Regions from separate parts of the Homo sapiens genome. Here region 2 is linked to region 1. A link is an interaction called in ENCODE POLR2A ChIA-PET data of the cell type or tissue named here. Cell type or tissue: CD4-positive, alpha-beta T cell. All regions are shown on one strand. Links, peaks and the distances in the headings refer to the core of each region. The heading gives the core; the rest is flanking DNA.

Evidence for each region. ChIA-PET counts read pairs that join two places held together with the same protein. Peaks named below come from ENCODE experiments on the same cell type or tissue, not always from the same donor. Only the 100,000 strongest peaks of a DNase experiment are listed, where the experiment ranks them.
Region 2: POLR2A ChIA-PET joins it to region 1 with 7 read pairs; 5 of 35 experiments call an interaction of 5 or more read pairs at or near these places.

What each region holds. Positions count from the first base shown.
Region 1 is chr12:64,633,010-64,635,923 of GRCh38, reverse strand. The region is part of intron 1 of RASSF3 (Ras association domain family member 3); the gene reads right to left. Among named protein-coding and RNA genes, the nearest start is that of MIR548Z, 12 kb to the right of the region's middle. In CD4-positive, alpha-beta T cell, for the core only: no CTCF peak of the experiment used is centred there; a DNase peak (open chromatin) is centred at 1,823; H3K27ac peaks cover 305 bases.
Region 2 is chr12:64,715,623-64,718,536 of GRCh38, reverse strand. GNS (glucosamine (N-acetyl)-6-sulfatase) reads left to right here. Exons shown (of 14, transcript NM_002076.4): 14 at 1,718-2,914. The coding sequence ends at 1,796. Among named protein-coding and RNA genes, the nearest start is that of GNS, 42 kb to the left of the region's middle. In CD4-positive, alpha-beta T cell, for the core only: no CTCF peak of the experiment used is centred there; no DNase peak of the experiment used is centred there.

The DNA.
Region 1 (2,914 bases), core at 280-2,779:
TTTCATAATCTGGTTCCCATCCCCCTCTCTATCCTCACCTTCTACTATTTGACTTCAAACTAGTCCGTCTAGGCTTACTTTAACCATAACCTTTTAATGTCCCTTCCCATTGTCCCTTGACCCTCACAGCCCAGGCTCCACACACATGCACAAAGTCCTCATCCCCTCATCTTCAATAACACAACAGTCACCCTAACTAGGCTGCAGCTTCCCCTCTTCTTACCGCTTTTTAAAAGCCTGTGCTCTCACACCAGACCACCCAGTTTCTAACGTTGGTTAATCTAATTACCAGCTACTATTTAACCTCTCTGTGCCTCTTCTAATAACTGTACCACATCACAGAGTTGGTGTGAGAATGAGATGAATCAGTATGGGTAAAAGGTATTGCAAGTGTACCATAAATGTGAGCCATCCTTATCAACAGCAGCGTGCTCTTCACTGCCCTTACACAGACATTGACAGTGGTCATTAAATGGCTCTTTATGACTTTCCACTAGCCCATGTGCTAGAAGGCAGAGCTACTAGCTTACTCCTCTTTGAATTCCCAGAGAAAACCACAGCAATGGGTATTAGACAGGCACGTAATAAATGTGTGATACTATAAAACAGGAATACAGATACGAGGGGTCATCAAAAATTTCAAGGAAAATGAATATTATGAAAAAACTACGGCCAGGCATGGTGGCTCATGCCTGTAATCCCAGCATTTTGGGAGGCTGAAGCAGATGGATTGCTTGAACTCAGGAGCTTGAGACCAGCCTTGGAAACATGTCAAAACCCTATCTCTCCAAAAAATACAAAAATTAGCCAGGTGTAGTGGTATGTACCTGTAGTCCTAGCTACTCAGGAGGCTGAGGTGGGAAAAGGGTGACAGAGGTTGCAGTGAGCCAAGACTGCACCACTGTATTTCAGCCTGGATGACAGAGATAGATCTTGTCTCAAAAAAAAAAAAAAAAGAAAAGAAAAGAAAAGAAAAAGAAGAAACTATGCATGGATTTGAAAAATTTTTTGCACCAAAATAAACTTGTACTAACTTGTCATAACATGTCTGAGCAAAACCTAGTTTGAGGCACTAAGAAGGATAAACATCAGTTTGAAAAGAGCCCCTATCAGAGCAACATAAATTCTGCTAATTTTTTTTTTTTTTTTTTTTTTTTTTTTATGAGATGGTGTCTCGCTGTGTCGTGCAGGCTGGAGTGCAATGGTGCCATCTCGGCTCACTGTAAACTTTGCCTGCCAAATTCAAGCGATTCTCATGCTTCAGCCTCCGGAGTAGCCGAGAATACAGGTGCCTGTCACCACGCAGGGCTAGAATTCTGCTAAAATTGAAGCAAAAACAAACATCAAATTTATGGTGAAGCTTGGGCAGAATGGTGAAATCACTGTTGCTTTTTGAAAAGTTTGTGGGGACAATGCCCCCCAAAAATCAGCAGTTTTCAAGTGGATAACCCTTCAAGAAGTGCCGGGTGCAGTGGCTCACACATGTAATCCCAGTTGGGAGGCTGAGGAGGATCACTTGAGCTCAGGAGTTCAAGACCAGCCTGGATAACATAGTAAGAACTCATTTCTATGAAAAAATGAATTTTTTTTTCAAAGTAGGAAAAAAAAAAAAAGGACAAGATGATGTTGAAGATAAAGCTCACAGCAGCAGACCCTCTGTGTCAATTTGCAAGAAAAAGGTTAACCTTGTTCATCTCCTAGTTTAAGAGAACTAATGATTAACAGCAGAAACAACAGCCAACACCATAGACATCTCAACTAGTTCAGCTCACACAATTCTTGTTTGTTTGCTTGATACAGGGTCTGGCTGTCACCCAGGCTGGAGTGCAGTGACTCATACTGGCTCACTGCAAACTCTGCCTCCCAGGCTCAAGCCATCTTCCCACCTCAGCCTCCCCAGTAGCTGGGACTACAGGGACATGTCACCATGCCCAGCTAATTTTTGTATTTTTTGTAGAGATACAGTTTTGCCACTTTGTCCAGGGTGGTCTCAAACTCCTGAGCTCAAGCAATCCTCCCACCTCAGCCTCCCAAAGTGCTGACTATAGGCGTGAGCCACCCCACTTGGTCCATATTTCTATCAGCATTTTGGTCAAATTTAATCAGTCTCTAAGAAGTTCCAAAACTTTCCCTTGTCTTCCTGTCTTCTTCTGACCCCTCCAAACTCTTCTAATCTCTGCCTATTACCCAGTGCCAAAGCCAGTTCCACATTTTCAGGTATCTTTATTGCGATGCCCCTCTCCTGGTACCAATTTTCTGTGTTTGTCTTTTCTTCATTGCTATAAAAGAGTATCTGAGGCTAGGTAATTTATAAAGAAAAGAGGTTTATTTTGGCTCACAGTTCTGTTGGCTGCACAGGAAACATGGCACCAACATCTGCTCCTGGTGAGGACCTCAGGAGGACCTCAGGAGGTGAAAGGAAAAGGGGAAGCAGGTGGTCACATGGCAGGAGAGGGAACAAGAGAGAGAGGAGGAGGTGCCAGGCTCTTTTTAAACAACCAGCTCTCACGTGAACAGAGTAAGAACTCACATATCACCAAGGAGGTGGTACTAAGCCATTCATGAGGGATCCATCCCCATAATCCAATACCTCCCACTAGGCCCCAACTCCAACATTGTGGATCACGTTTCAACATAAGATTTGAAGGCAACACACATCCAAACCGTATCAGTATCCACTGGTGTCAAAACCAGAGAATAATTAATGCAGTGTCACCACACTCAAAACATATGTTTCATCTTCAAAGACTTTTCAAAAACATAACCAGCTAGTCCCTGTCAGTCCTCTGAAGTCTCTTATCAAAAGGAATAAACAAAATGATTGAAGAAACAGATTTTAACCTGATAGGAAAAAAAACAAATAGAGCCAGATCAAGATAACAGCATTTCTATTGAAACTGCTTAGATTTATTTT
Region 2 (2,914 bases), core at 415-2,914, 82 kb before region 1:
ATAGAATTTCCACACAGCCCTTAGAGCCCAAACAGGTAAATTTCAAATGAGGAAACTGAGCTTGCAGTTGTGATTTGCCCAAGGGTCACCCTATAAGGAAGTGAATACGTTATTTCCTAAGCAAGTTTTGTTTGGTTTTTAACTGCAACAAATTGTCTTCCTCACATTTTAGAAGCTTATAACTAAAGTGCTAGATGCTGGCTTTGCTGATGTTAGCATGAACTACTTAAACTTAACCTGATTTTCTGTTTTAAATTCCTTAGCCCTGATTATTCCTTTCCTATCAAACATTTGGGCCTGTTAGCCTGAACTACTTAAACTTAACCTGATTTTCTGTTTTAAATTCCTTAGCCCTGATTATTCCTTTCCTATCAAACATTTGGGCCTGTTGAGTCCTCCAAAATGGGGTCATCAGACCAGATCCTGTGAGCCCAATCTAGCCCCACCTGCGGGAACACAGCCTCACACATTCGTTTACCTGGTTTTGGCTGCTTGTGTGCTTCAGCAGCAAAGGAGAATGGTTGGGACAGAGACTGTATGGCTCCCATACCCTAAAATATTTATTATCTGGCCCTTTACAAAAAATCTTGGTCAATTGCAGTTCTAAAATGCAGTAGTCCCCCCTTATCCACAGAGGATCTATTCCAGAACCCACAGTGGATGCGTGAAGCCCCAAGGATAGTGCCAGGCCCAGTTGCCATCAGTTGGAAGATGTTTCTGTTCATGTCTTCTACCCACAAATTTTATGCCTTTTCCATCTTAACTAAGCTTTTGTCATGCACTGTGGCCCTAACTTTTGCAGTTTAAGGTGTGGCAGCAAAACTAGAATTCGTTTTTCCTTCTTCATGATTTCACAGATAGAAGATTCATTCCTGGCTGGGCGCGGTGGCTCACATTTGTAATCCCAGCACTTCGGGAGACCAAGGCGGGCAGATCACATGAGCCCAGGAGTTCTAGACCAGCCTGGGCAACATGGTGAAACTCTTGTCTCTACAAAAAAAAAAAAAAAAAAAAAAAATTAGCCAGGTGTGGTGGCGCACGCCAGTGTTCCCAGCTACTCTGGAGGCTTAAGACAGGAGAATCACTTGAGCCGGAGAGGTGGAGGTTGCAGTGAGCTGAAATTGTGCCACTGCACTCCAGCCTGGGCGACAGACTGACTCTGTCCCCCTGCCAGCGCCCCCACCAAAAATGACTCATGTTTATGGTGAGGCTCTTGTAGGTCTTAGCAGTCTTGCTGTATGATTTTTTTCTTTCCTTATTAAGTCAAGAGCGTTCACTTTTTCACTTAAAGGAAGCACTTTATGGCTTCTCTTTGGCATTTCTGAATTGGCAGCACCACTACTCTTGTGGTTTGGAGCCATTGTTAAATAAAATCAGGGTGACTTGAACACAAGCACTGTAATAATGTAACAGTTGATCCACCCCTACTCCCTCAAAAGAAAAAAATCTCAAATCTTGCTGCCTTCTGACACCTTTCAAGACTAACCTACTTGTTTTTCTCCTCTTGACTTGCACTGTGTGACTTTGTGTGTGCTGACTGGTGATAGAAATGTTCGGAACTGTCGAGGGCTCATGTTTTGTACCATAGACTTTCTCACTAGAGTCCCTTCTGGTGATTTGTTTCTTTTACACCCCTTCCTGCTATCCTTTCCACTGAATAATATTCTGAGTGAGAAGCTAGTGAGAGCTAATGTTACATTTGGTTTTTCCTCCCCAGATACAGGTTTGACCCCCGTCTCATGTTCAGCAATCGCGGCAGTGTCAGGACTCGAAGATTTTCCAAACATCTTCTGTAGCGACCTCACACAGCCTCTGCAGATGGATCCCTGCACGCCTCTTTCTGATGAAGTGATTGTAGTAGGTGTCTGTAGCTAGTCTTCAAGACCACACCTGGAAGAGTTTCTGGGCTGGCTTTAAGTCCTGTTTGAAAAAGCAACCCAGTCAGCTGACTTCCTCGTGCAATGTGTTAAACTGTGAACTCTGCCCATGTGTCAGGAGTGGCTGTCTCTGGTCTCTTCCTTTAGCTGACAAGGACACTCCTGAGGTCTTTGTTCTCACTGTATTCTTTTTATCCTGGGGCCACAGTTCTTGATTATTCCTCTTGTGGTTAAAGACTGAATTTGTAAACCCATTCAGATAAATGGCAGTACTTTAGGACACACACAAACACACAGACACACCTTTTGATATGTAAGCTTGACCTAAAGTCAAAGGACCTGTGTAGCATTTCAGATTGAGCACTTCACTATCAAAAATACTAACATCACATGGCTTGAAGAGTAACCATCAGAGCTGAATCATCCAAGTAAGAACAAGTACCATTGTTGATTGATAAGTAGAGATACATTTTTTATGATGTTCATCACAGTGTGGTAAGGTTGCAAATTCAAAACATGTCACCCAAGCTCTGTTCATGTTTTTGTGAATTCTAGGCTGGTGCTGCACTGAAATAGAGCAGTAAGCTTGTGATAAAGGCCAATTCCAGGTAGCTCTTGAAGGTGATAGCCATCTACTTTCCAGTGGCTGCCAACCACAGGGAGTGCCAGTTAACACTGGAAGGATTAAGGCAAGGTCCCTTCTCTTGAGACTCCCCTCTGAGATCTGAAAAATGAAGTGGCTTAGGAACATCAGCAGTGAAGAACTGCCAAGAGTTGGTGAAGGTTGTCTCTTCCGAGGGCCTTCTGAAGACAGGGCTCTTGAACAGACAAGTGGAAGGGCTGTACCAGGGATAAAGGAAAGAAGTGCCTGTCCAGCAGGGAGCTTGAATTTAAGTTCCATGTATGAAGTCATTGGCTCTATCTGCATTTTTCTGTCATTCTCTTCATTTGTTTTAAGGTGGAAAATTTTCTTACAGTTGATGCAAAGTATCAACTACTTTACCCTACCTTCTCCCCTTTTAGATGGGTTCTTCCTG